2 separate regions of the Mus musculus genome follow, and region 2 is linked to region 1. Evidence: chromatin contacts called from ENCODE POLR2A ChIA-PET data. All regions are on one chromosome and are shown on one strand. The core of a region is the stretch at or near the end of the contact, and the rest is flanking DNA. Distances in the headings are between cores, read along the strand shown.

Region 1 (6,348 bases), core at 1,639-4,138:
TTTGGCCTAACCGACTTCAAAGATTGACCTATGGAGACCTCTTGAAAGCACAGTGAGGTATATACCAGATGTCATCAAAAGGAAATTGATTAGGGACAGAACTGAGGGCCCAGAATCTACAAACTGACAACAGACACTCTTGAATCTACTTGTTGGGTATGTCATGACTAAAGACACAATTAGAACTCAGACTTTAAGTATACCATTAAATAAACTAAATTTTCATAATTAAAACAACAAACCAAAACAAAACTATTCTCAGCCTGGTGGGGAGGTTGTGATATACAACCTTTAATTCCAGCACTCAGGAGGAAGAGGCAGGCAGATTTCTGTGAGTGTGAGTCCAGCGTGGTCTACCGAGCTAGTTCCAGGAAAGCCAAGGCTACTCGAAGAAACACTGTCTTAGAAAACAAAACAGAACAGAACAAGTACAACAACAAACCCAAAACAAATAAACAAACAACCCATTATCAAGATAGAATCCCTATCAAGCTCCCAGGAAGGTGTCACTCCTCTAAGTGACCTTGCTTCAGTTAGCTTCCGAGCTTACTCACATATTTGAATAAAACAGACCTTTGGGAAACCCACAGGTGAGGCCTGGAGGGTCAGCAAGGCACTTTGTAAGACACAGCTTCCCTAGGCAGCAGAGATCTACCCATTTGGTTTGGATTAAGAACATCCATAACAGGCGGTTGGTAACACACACTTTTAATTTCAGTAGTTAGAAGACAGAGGCAGGAGGATCTCCAAGAGTTAGAGTCCAGCCTGGTCTACAGAGCAAGTTCCAGGACAGCCAAGGCTACATAGAGAAACCCTGCCTAGAAAAAACAAAACCAATCAATCAACCAAACAAAAAGAACATCCATAACATTTTGAAAAGGTGCCTACATTTCTTACTGGGAGTTGTGTTTTGGTAAAACATGTGGATAGTCTCTAAAGAACTGGGGGTTCCACTCCCCTTACCTTCCCTGCAAGAAACAGGCCTGCAGGAACAGGATCCAAGGAAAATGCCTGGCCTTCTAGGCCAGAGGAGGCAAACAAAGGCTTAGGCCTCAGAGCTAAGCTGGGACAGTGCTTAGAGTAAGGAAGAGCAGGGTTTCAAATCAGAGCCCCATGGCCCCTTCACATTCTCTTGGTGCCTGGCTTAGCAGCTTCATGGGGTTCAGCAGCAGCATCTCTAGTAGACAGATGGGAAACAAGACAGAGAGGGTTCCCTGATCTCAGCCAAGGGGAGCAGATAACCACGTTTACCATGTGGCCCTGATGCCCCTCTTAGAGGTCAATTGGAAGGCTGGCAATGGCAGGAAGCAGGTGCCTAGTCACTTATGCTGGGGAAGTGGAAGGGGCCATTTGTGGCAAAAGATCCCAGGCTTCACTTCCAAGATGCAAGCTCAAAGCTAATATGATGAATTTAAAGATGGTGACAGGTTCTTGAGGGACCCCATTAACTGCACATCTGCTCTGGGATAGGCAGAAAAGAAAACCACCCATCAGGTAGGAGGGTAGGACTGGCCCTTTGAATCAAATGCAGCATGTTCCAGACGGGCCCAAAAGGAATTGGCAAAGCAGATGTGTGGCCTGGTAGGAGGTGGGGTACCAAGCTAGGAGTAGCTTCTGAGGGTAAAAAGGAACTGTCTGTTGCTAGAGGATGACACCAGTTTCTCTTTTCTCCAGCTAAATAACAACAGGAGAAAAAAAGAGAAAAAGAACAGAAAAGAAAAAGAAAAAGAAAAAAAACCCAAACCTAAAAACCGTGCCTTCCCCTCCTTCCCCCACATATACTCAGTCATCTTTGGCAAGAGAGCTTCCTGGCTGTTTTTGTAGACATATATTTTCAGCAAAAGCAGTTAAGATGTATGGCTTCCTTGCGTGCTTTAGATGACCACACCCTGGCCTGTTCACAGGACTGGCTCTCCCTCCCCTTCCCCTAAATCCTGTTTGAAGTCAATTCTGGGTAGGGGTGGTTTGGAGAATATACCCAGAGTTCCACATGCTAAAACTATAGTTTGCACAGAAATCTGCATTCCCCCCCCTCGCCCCAGGCTTGCTTATGAATCCTGGGCAAGTGGATTGTCCCCCAAATCTGGCATTTTGTCAAGTTTCTCCAGGCTTTAGGTCAATGCTAGATACAGGGTGGTGCGTAGACAGTGTTAGTCAAATAAATGCATGGATAAGTAAGTGGACAGAGTGGAAACGATCCTGAACACTCCAGTGACAGGGCCAGGAACCAAGAGAATCTGGAGGATGGGTCGAGTGGCTGGGGTCTAACCTCAGGACTATCATTACCTAGTTTTATAACATGGGCAGACCCAGGGCCCCCTCCTTTTCATAAGTAAGATAGCCCCAAGACTTTCCTTACTTGGTGATTAAAAAAAAAAAAACAAGCAGGGTGGCCTCCTTGTGTGCTTTAGATGACCACACCCTGGCCTGCACAGTAGGATTCCATGGGACAGCTGAGAGGGTGGATTGCTTTTTTGCATCCCAAGGTCAGGCCAGAGCCAGGGGCATACTCATCTTTGGCCATGAAACCGTTTAGGTACATTGGCTGCCTCAGGTATCTGCCCTGTACTGCATTGAGGTTGGTCTCACACTTATTCAGAGTTAAGAACCCCAGGTTCAGCTAGGAAGGGATGAGGAAGGTAGGCCTTAAGGGGTGGTGGACCCAGCAGGCTAGGTCGTACAATCCTGTACAAGCTCACCCAATCCAAATGCTGGAGACATCAGGCTGTTTCCTCTTGGCCAATAAAAATAGTCAGCACAGAGCTATCTGTATCCAGCCTATCATGAGGAAGAGCTCCCTAGTCATTATTCAGCATCTGTCCAATCAACAGTGTCGTGGCTGCCACGTCACCAAGGTCTTGGTAGGTGGCCTAGCCGTTGTCGCTAGGAGGAACAGTTGCCTCAGCACGTCTGCGCAGCTTTCCTTGCGGCGCCCCTCCGCGTGGTCTATGATGGTGCATTTTGGTCCAGTCAGGCCCGGTGTGGTCGGCCTCATTTTGGATTACTTCGGTGGGCTTCTCCTCGGCGTGGTTACGGTCTAGTACACCTTAGTGTGCTTTTCTCTGCATGGTCCTTCCCAGCGTGGCTCGTCTCAGCAGCGTGGTTTTCATCCGTGTGATCGTCCTCTGCATGGTTTTTCACGGTGAGGTCATATCAGCCAGCCACCAGCCTCAGCATATTTGTCCACAGTTCTTTTGGAGCTGCCTCTGCTCGGATCACTTGAGCACTACACCTCAGTCCCGACTAGCCATCCTCAGTGTGCTTTGCTCAACGCGATCCTCCTCAGTGTTTGTCCTGAGCCTAGACCTCCATGGTGAGGTCTTATCTTGTTTCGTCATGGTGGTCGGCGATATGGTCCGATCTGCCTCAGCAATTGGGTCACTTCCGTGTGGATCGTTTCAGCACGGATCACTCCAGCGCGGTCGGCTGCCTTGGCGCGATCCACTTGGCTTCTCAGCATTTTTTTTTAGCCTGCTGGGTTCTCTCAGTTTTTCTTCAACACGCTTCTTTTCCCTCTGTGTGATTCTACTTGGAGAGCTTTTCTGTTCAGCTTGGTTCCCAGCGCTTCTTTTTCTCGGCATGGTTCTCCTAGGTATGGTTTTTTTCTCAGCGCGGGTTTCTTCTCTGAGTCAGCACGGCACAAGTCGCAAGTCCGCGTGGCCGCGCTCATCATAGCCTCCCCCTCCTCGCGGCAAGCACTCACGGCCAGAAGCAGAGGTGATTCGTGCCGCGCTTTCGCGGCTGGGCTCCATCTTCGTTTTGCCGCAGTGGCTCCGTATTCGTTTTGCAGTTACGGCTCGGTCCTCGTTTCACGGCCGGTCCTCGTTTCACGGCCGTGGCTCAGTTCTCGTATTTTGCGTCCACGTCCCCATCTTTGTGGCCCAGGCTTACAGAAGCAGGGGTGGTCTTGAGGCCCTTTGAGCCCCGAGGTCGGTCGAGTCCCAAGGTGAGTGGCCTAGGACACCGGCTCAGGCCTTCGGATTCTAAACCCCGGGCCGAGTCAGAACGCACTGGAGCTGAAACCGAATCGGGTCTGGAGACCCCTGAGCTTTGTAGCCCGGTGTGGCCAGCACCAAGGTAGTGAGTGGAGTACGTGTTGTTATGTGGTAGCTGTTTTAATGCTGAGAGTGAGGGGCTCCGTTCGGAATGTTCGCGCATGGTGGGGGAAGGGTATCGTGGAACTGAGGCTGGGGAAGGCTGCTTATTCGGAGTTTTGAACCGAGTTGTGATCTAGCTCTTGGATCCGAGTTGGGTGTGTGTATGTGTGGGTCTACAGTGGTTCCGAGTCTAGAGTGGAGTCACGATTGGAATCGGGTAGAGATTCGGGTCTGGAGCCGACTCGGAATTCAGGTGTGGGGGATTGGGAACTTGGGGTGGAGGCCGCAGTGGTTGCAGTGGGTTCTTAACCTTCCTTGTGCTTTGACCCTTTAATACAGTTACTCATGTTGTGGTGACCTCCAACCATAAAATTAATTTCATTGCTACCTCATAACTGCAATGTTGCTACTGTTATGAGTCATTATGTAAATACCTGTGTTTTCCGATGGTCTTAGGCGATCCCTATGAAAGGGTTGTTCAAGCCTAAAGGGGTCACGACCCACACGTTGAGACCTGCAGAGTCAGAATCAGGTCTGAATTGGGGGAATAGCAGAACTGGGAGTTACCTCCAGATTTTCAGTTGGGATTTGATTCTTTTCTGTGGTTTTAAATTGAGATCCCAGAGGCTCAGGTCTCTGTTGGGGACCAGACTGAGGGTTTCTAGTTATATTCAGGACCTGACTGGGCAGTACAGTAAGAATTAAAGTTGGTTTTGAGTGTGAGCATAATGGTCTGAGGTAGGGATCAGGACTGAAGTATAAAGAGTCTGGTTTTTAACAAGTGGGAATCACATTTTGAGACATGGGGTCCCATGTGGGTCAGAGTTGATTTAAAGGACCAAGGCCAGGGCCCAAACCTTAGTCCTCCATTTTGTTGTTCTTGTTGGTCACATTCCCTTTTCTGTAAAATGGGGAGGAGTGCTTTCCGCTGTAACCTTTCTGGGCATAAAAGGGAGTAAGTAATTCATAGAGGTAAAAATAGTCTTATCTTAAATGATTAAAAAGTGTAAAATATTTCTCAATAGTAATAAGGACAAATAATATGCATTTAACAATCTTTTCTCATACCGTGTGCCCTTTGTTAGGCACTACCAAAAAGGAACCTTTTCTGTTCTGTTCCCTAGAGCTTGCCCCACCCAGCCATGGGCCTAATACACAGCCATCCTCAGGCAATACTTGCTGAAGGAAAGCAGGCAGGCAGGATTAACCAGATTTCTATGGTGTCTTAAATGATCCATTTCTGCACCTGTTTTCCAGATACTAGGAGAAAAATTTAAAGGATTGGATTGCTTGATTATAGTTCTATTTTAATGTGTTACCAAACACACTGAAGAAAAAAAGTGGATCTGTTTTGGGATTTGTGCTCCAGCTAGAAGGATCTTTTAAAATTTCGAATCAGAGCATGTCCAAATTCAAATAAGGAGAGCACAAATAAAGAAAATTATGAGGCACTTCCCTGGTGAACATAGATGAAGGTCCACTTACAGTATTAACTAACTGAATCCAAGAGAATTTTGAACAACAGTTCTTAGACAAGTAGGATTTCTCCTTGGGATATAAAGATGATCCAATATCAGAAACTCTATCCGTGTAAGTCACAGTATTAAGAGACTGCAGGAGAAAAAACATATGGTTTTCTCAATAGAGGCAGAAAATTTACATGATGAGGTTTGACGCCTATGTATGCATTTGAGGGGGCTGGAAGGACATTACTTAGGAAGCCAAAAACTAGAAGAGAATTTCCCTAACTTGATACAGTGTATATCCAAATTTAACTTTTAAGTAAACTTAAAAACTATTATTCCTGGTAAGATAAGGAGCAGGCCAAGGGTATTTTCCTAGCCACCTCCTAATATAAGGAAAAGAAATGGAGATGTAAGACTTCCGTGGCAGGAAGAGCGAAACTAATGACTTAGAGAGAATAGTTGTATTTGCATTGGGGTTTGCAAACATTTTGATGTTACAATCTTTGTGTACTTAAAAAATTATTAACTCCCCCTCCCCACATTTATTTAAGATGGACTATATTTATTGGTAGTTACAGTCTTAGACATTAAAATTATGTGCTTAAACATAGAGCTGTATAATTGTATATTCCAGGGAGGTCATATCTCTGGAAAACTCTGACTTTGTGAGAATCAAAATAGAGACTGCAGATGAGTTATGGGCGTATTTATTCCTCAGACCATCTGTGACCTTTCCTGGGAGGGTCTGAGAAGGCTTCTCAGAAGTTTCTTTGGACTTTTCTTTG
Region 2 (6,348 bases), core at 2,032-4,531, 240 kb after region 1:
CTTGTGAACAGTTCCCTCAAAGGTTGAGCCCACTCAGAAGACCCCAAATAGTTTTGAATGGCATAGCCTATGCCCTGCAGCTAGCCAGGGAGAGTAGCTTAGACTGGATCTAGAAGTGATCTCTCTCTCTCTCTCTCTCTCTCTCTCTCTGTGTGTGTGTGTGTGTGTGTGTGTGTGTGTGTGTGTGTGTGTTTGTGTTTGTGAGGGAGGTACTAGGGGTCACAGTCAAGTCACTGGCATGCCAGGTCAGAGTACTGAACAGTTGAAGGCTACTGAAGGCCAGTTCTCAGGACACCTGGTTCTCTAGCAACAGTCCTAGGAACAAAATGGCCCTACCTATAGGGTCTCAGAGTCACCCAACACTCACACTCAGAGTCACCCAACACTCACACCGTGTCCTACCTGGTTCCCTGGCATCAGGGCCAGAGCCACAGGTACCTTGACTTCTCCATAACTCTGCCCCACCCTACGCCCTCTCTTGTGTACAAGGATGATTGCTCTCTCCCTAGGGCAGCTGGACTCTAAGGCTAGAGGTTTAATAACTGAGGTTCCAATCCCCTTGGCAGGACTCTGGGTTCTGGAATCAAGGTTGGCAGTTGTTGGTTCCCTCCTAGAGCATCACAGAAGCTCCGTTTGAGGTAGGACTGAGCTAGAAGGCAAGTGCCGAGAGAATGCCTAAAGGGTTCGGAAAGAATGGGGGTGGGGGCTCTTATTATGAGGTCGCAGTGTGTGGGCACCAGAGTAGAGGCTGCCAGGTCTACTCCAGCTCTGTGCCCCCACTGTTCGGATGTCCTTTTTTTGAAGCCAGCCCAGGGATGAACCACAGACTTCCCCTTTGCAGGCCAATGATTGTCTTTCCCAAAGCCGGGCGGAGCAGACAGCCCCAGGAGCAAGGGGCAAGTCACAGGAAGTGCTCATTCCACCCTGAGCCCACAGAATTAGAGCCCCTCTGCCGGAAGGCAGCCAGCAGACCACTATGTGACAGACAGTCACGTATGTGTGTTGCTGAAGCGAGCACAACAGACAGTCATGTTCAGTCTGGAGAATTAAATGCCAGTTGAGAGGCTGTAATCAGCCTTTTGTGGTGGGTCTGGCTGCCTGGGCTACTGGACGGGGGCCACCAGCAGCCTTAGGCTGGAGGAACAGCCTGTTCTGTCGGGGAACACAGTGAAGATTCTTCTCCTTAACTGACTACTCCTATGGAGACATTGTCACACAAAGCTCCTACAGACCCACCCGAGGCCATAGGCTGGCACAGTGATAAACCATCCCCTGCTCTCCTGCCCTATTGCCAGCCGGTGACTATTGCCAGAGGAGACTGGACCCTTAATCCCAGACCTGTCTCAGGGGATGAGTAACCACCCTGCTTCTAAGAGCATCTTACATGGTCTCTGCTGCTCACCGCTCATCTTTCAGGTTTGTGTCCTGCCCCATATATCTTGGGAGTCCAGAACTCTGCTGGCCCCAATATAGGTTCTGAACTCAAGCCCAAGGAGGACTGGTGGGAGTGACAGCAGGCAGGTTAGTGTGCCCGGAATGTCCCCTCCCACAGAGAAACCACTTTAATCTTCAAACTGGAAATTTTAAAAAGTGTCCATCGAAACATTTACTGTCAACCAAATCTCCCTTCTTAGAGCTCTTAGCCCCCGCCCCCACCACGGCCCAAAGGACCTCTCAGCCCCCTCCTTAGGCCCTTCTGACATCATTGCTCAGCTTCCTTTGGCCCCACTCCCTTTTGGAGACTGTGTCCAGTGTCCATTTCCTGAGCCTTCTCTGCTCCAAGCCCCTTGCCCCACTCTGGAGTACATTAGCTAGTCTACACACAATCCTAGGAGACAGAGACCCCCAAGAACTCCCACTTTAGAGGGAGGAAGTGAAGACTAAGGGCCAGAGTGGTGGGGTGGGGCTCCCCAAAGGTTCAATTTCATGATATCAGGGAACTATCAGCCACAGTACAAACCTTGCCACACGAGGGACAAAAGGAGTCCCTCTGCCAGGGTGGTGTCCACCAGTTGTAGCCTGGTTCTGCTCCACATCCCTATCCACTGTGGGGCCAACATGAGTAGGGAGGAGAGGTCTGTGGGATTGTGAAAGGCTACAGTTTTCACTGTTCTGCAGTCAGTAGGCAGGTCCCTGGGAGCAGGGAGAGGCTTCAGAACCGTTTCCTGGAGCCTCAATAGAGACCCCAGGGACATGTTGGGACTCCACCCCAGCTGCCTGGGAAACGAGCAGCTTCACCCAGCCTCAGCACTCCAGGGAGTCTGAGGGTCTAGCGCTTGGATCAGGTGGGTGAGCAAAAAAAGAAAAAAAAGAAAGAAAGAAATACCCTACAGGATCCTGACATCCCACATCTGAAGAATAATGGGGGTGGGGTGGGGTGGATAACACACTTCTTGAGGGTGCATTCAATTCCTTGCATGGTTCAGAGTAGGCAAGCACTGTCCAACATGACTACCCAGTCGAGACCCCAAGGCATGCCCGGGCAGAGCAAGTTTAACCCCATCGCCCATGCTGCTCCCTAGAATGTGTTCTCTGGAGTCACCGTGACTGACAATCTTGGTCCCTGCAGCACCGCGTGAGCATACATAGCCCCAGCTGAGTTCAGCCCAGTTCCTGCCCATCCCCAACGTCTTATTCCCCTCCACCCCACCCTGACCCGCCCTGGGATCTTCAGCAGTCCTCGATGGAAAACAGGTGTCCCCTGTCCAACACACTCACTCCAGGGGCCGTTGTACAAGTTTGCCCTCTCAGGAACAACTTTAGAGAAACATTGTCTTGGCATAACCTCATTTCTTCCTGGGAAGGAGGGTGGTGGGAACAGCAGTCTGTGCACTGCAGCAGGGAGGGTGGCACCACTGTCCAGAGGAGTGGCCAGCACTGCTCACTCAAGTGCCCGCAGGCAGGTCTGTTAAGACTCCCCATTCCCAACCCAGTTAGGAAATGGAAAGAAGCCCATACCACCAATGGCTACTCCCCAGCAGTGAAGACAGTCAGGACCCAGGGACACTTGGAGACCCTCTTATACCCATGTCTCCTTTCCAAGATGACCAAATGGGTGTGCACTTCTTTCCAAAGTGGAGAGCCCAGCTTAGATCCTGTATATAGGAAAAGATCCTAAGCTCCTGGTTTGTACAGATCCCAGATCTTTGCAACACCCTGGCCTTCACCAACTCAGAACTGCATACCCTCTTCCTCTCAGGATCTAAGGGTCAGGCCGGGGCTGTAATCTGTGCAGGAGACGACAGGCAAGGAGGAGGGGCAGCTGGGGGAATGGGGGTGGGGGTGGCCAAGAACTGGGGCACCGTGCGCAGCAGCACGCGGCCCGGGCTGCCCTGCCTTCTAGGCCTGGAGCTCGAGCCCCCAGGGTGGCAATACCAAGCTGGAGGGTAAGCAAGGGTGGAGTAATAGTGGGGTTGAGGTCTCCGAGGCAAGTACGGAGCGTGCCCCCACCACTTCGAGGCCGCCTATCCAGGGGCGGTGGCTAGGATGAGCTCATGGGGGCGGGGCGCCAAGATCCCGCCCTTCTCGACCCCCCTCACTGCTCGCGATGCAGGATGGTCCCCAAAACAACATTCAGGAGGGTGCGAGTACCCCCTTCATAGCTGAGGGCTCTTGATTACCTGGCTCTAGCCCGCAGACTCTTGCACCAGTTCCCAGCACTCAGAGGGGACAGGCCAGCGATCCCCTGATTTCCCGGCCCCAGAAGCCCCTCGAGCCGAGGCCCAGAAGCTCAGCCCTCGGCCTCAACCCGCTGGCGAGGGGCGCCAGGACCCCGATCGGCGCACGGAGCCCACAGGTGGCGCCGCAACTTCGCGGTTGCGCTGCGCCTTCTCAGCAGGGCCTAGCGCGCTGCCCAGCCTGGCTACCGTGGGGTGCGCCCTGTCCCCAGTGGCTGCTCACCCAGAAGACGAAATTGAAGACGAAGAGCAGGTATTTGATGCATTTGGTGCAGCCCTCCACCCCCATGGCGGTGCGCGGCCTGCGGAGCTTGGATTGGTCCTGGAGCGGGCGGTATGGGGACGCAGTACCGGGGTCCGGGACTGGCAGATAGCCTGGAGCGCTTGCGGGCCGGAGAACTGCGTTGCGGAGAATGAGACGTAGGGTAGAGAAGGGCTGGAGGCCTAGCCGGAGGCGCGAGAGTCACTATCTCTTTGAAGCAAGGACGCGCTCGCTCGGACCGGGCGCGCGCGCCTAGCTCCTCACTCTTTATAGACCTCTAGGTCCCGCCCCTCCGAGGCCCCGCCCAGAGGACGCTCCACCCCTGGCCCCGCCTTCCGCCCGCGGGGTGCCCGGACCAGGGGTACTTGGGTGGGTGCTGCCACCTCAGTCCCAGAGTAAGCGTTCTGGAACTTGGTGCAGCTGGTTCTTGGGGACTCGGTGCACTGTGCGTGCGCAGGATGAATCTCCAAGTTTCTTAAGGGTTCCCAACCCTCGGGGCAGGCTTCTGGGTCGCGACTAAGAACTGGCCACAAGATACTGCCCCAAAGAAGCCACACTTACTTCCTCCGGTACTCGGACGCCTTGGACTTTCCCGGAGGGTACCCTAGTGGAGGTGTCTCGACAGTAAAGAGTCTTAAAAGTTAACATGTTTTGTGTATATTGATCTCCCAGGCAGCAACTCCGTGGGCCTGAAGGTCTAGAATGGAATTCTTTGTAGCCTTGCTAATCCCCTATCTCACAGATAGAGTTCCTGGCTGCAGTTCTGGAGGCTGCATTTGGGAAGGTCAATAGTGTACCCAATGTCTTTAGCCAGTCTTTAGGCTCGAGAACCCTCAGGGGCACCTTCAAATATTCATGCCATCCTGGCTGTGCCTTCCAAGAGTCCATCCTCCATCCTCTAGCTGGTTCCCTGAAAGCTGGGATTAATAAGGAAGTGAGGAAAGATTCAGAGGGCAGAGGTGCTTCCTTCCCGGGTGAGGAATGGCTGCTGTCATCATAGATGATATTCCTGTGAAATCTTGGCATTCCCTTCCCCAAACTGAAGGGCAATGGGGCTGCTTCATTAGACTCACTGGGAACCATGGAAGGACCAGTTCCCAAGACTCAGCCTTTTCCAGGTCACTCCATGTTCTTAAATCTTTGAGCAGTTAAGGACATTGTTCCCTATGGAGATCACACCTGGCACCCCTCTGGCTACAGGACACTGGAAATATGTTTAAAAAGGAATAGATATACATATATATTTAAACAAAGGAAAGGAATATCTATAATATATATGTGGAGAGAGAGACAGACAGACAGAGACAGACAGACAGACAGAGAATGAGAATCTCACAATGTAGCCCTGGTTCCTGGAACAGAGCTCTGTCTACTTTTGCTTCCTAAGTGCTGAGACTGTAGGTTTAGGACACCATGCCCAGTTGTCTAAAGGGCGAAAATTTGAACTATGTATAATTTACATGTAAACCTGATGATTGGCCAGTAGCTGCCTGGGTGGAGCTATCTCTACTCGGCTAGGCTAGTAGGCTTCTTGAGAGTTAATTTGTGCATTTGTTTTGGCTTCAGGCTGGTATAGCTGCTACAGTGAAGGATTGTGTCCACATTTATAGTTCTTGGAGGCTGAAGTGGTGTCACAACAAAAGTAACACTAGTCACCAAATGCTGGAGTAATATCACACTAAAAGTCATTTGAGTCTCCAGGAGGGAGTCTCTTAGGATTCTTTTTATTTAAAAGTGGGCAAGAATAGTTCTTGCACGTGCAGAGATGGGGACCTGCTTTCTCTTCAGATCTCCACTGTCTCCAGTGATGGGGATACCTCATGCCTAAAGTGGGGTTACACATTGAACGTCATGCAGGGCCAGCTGTTTTGTTTATGTACTGTGTGATACATCTGGGTTTAGTGAATGCCATTGTGTTCCTGGAACTGTTCCAAGGGCTATGGACAGCCTAGAAACCAAGGCTGCTTCTTTGGGGCCCTTAGGTTCTGGTCACATACATGCTATGGAGAGAGTTTCCATGATGTTTGACCAATCATGGTAGGGAATTTTTTTGTAAAGCAGTTTTCCTCCAAATTAAAACATCCCTTTCTGGAGGGAAAGTATTAAGACTCCGGAAATGAACAACTAACAAGTTTTAGACGTTCCTGAAACTAACAGGTCCCTTCCTCCCTAAAGATACATAATTAGGAAGACAGCCCATGCTTTGACCTATTCAAGTGCCATTCTCCAGGGTTCCAGCTTTTGTGAGCCATCACCTATGCTGAGGTTTTTGGTGACACAGCTCCCTTTGAGTTGTCTCTGATGCTGTAAGTAACCCCTCACCCATACTTTTGTAAGTAACCTAAATCAACTAATCGGTTTACCAAGTTGGACTTTGGTAGGAAGCTCTTGGATCAGGAACAGATATGG

Evidence for each region. ChIA-PET counts read pairs that join two places held with the same protein, here RNA polymerase II (POLR2A).
Region 2: POLR2A ChIA-PET joins it to region 1 with 16 read pairs in embryonic stem cell. The contact joins the promoter of R74862 here to the promoter of Kcnq1ot1 in region 1. POLR2A ChIA-PET finds 5 or more read pairs at or near these places in 3 of 5 experiments (Patski and embryonic stem cell).

The regions. Positions count from the first base shown.
Region 1 is chr7:143,293,087-143,299,434 of GRCm38, reverse strand. It overlaps Kcnq1ot1 (KCNQ1 overlapping transcript 1), which reads left to right and starts at 2,888. Exons shown (of 1, transcript NR_001461.5): 1 at 2,888-6,348. The region is part of intron 11 of Kcnq1 (potassium voltage-gated channel, subfamily Q, member 1); the gene reads right to left.
Region 2 is chr7:143,050,619-143,056,966 of GRCm38, reverse strand. It overlaps R74862 (expressed sequence R74862), which reads left to right and starts at 3,281. Exons shown (of 5, transcript NR_110354.1): 1 at 3,281-3,930. It overlaps Cd81 (CD81 antigen), which reads right to left and starts at 4,217. Exons shown (of 8, transcript NM_133655.2): 1 at 3,901-4,217. The coding sequence starts at 3,966.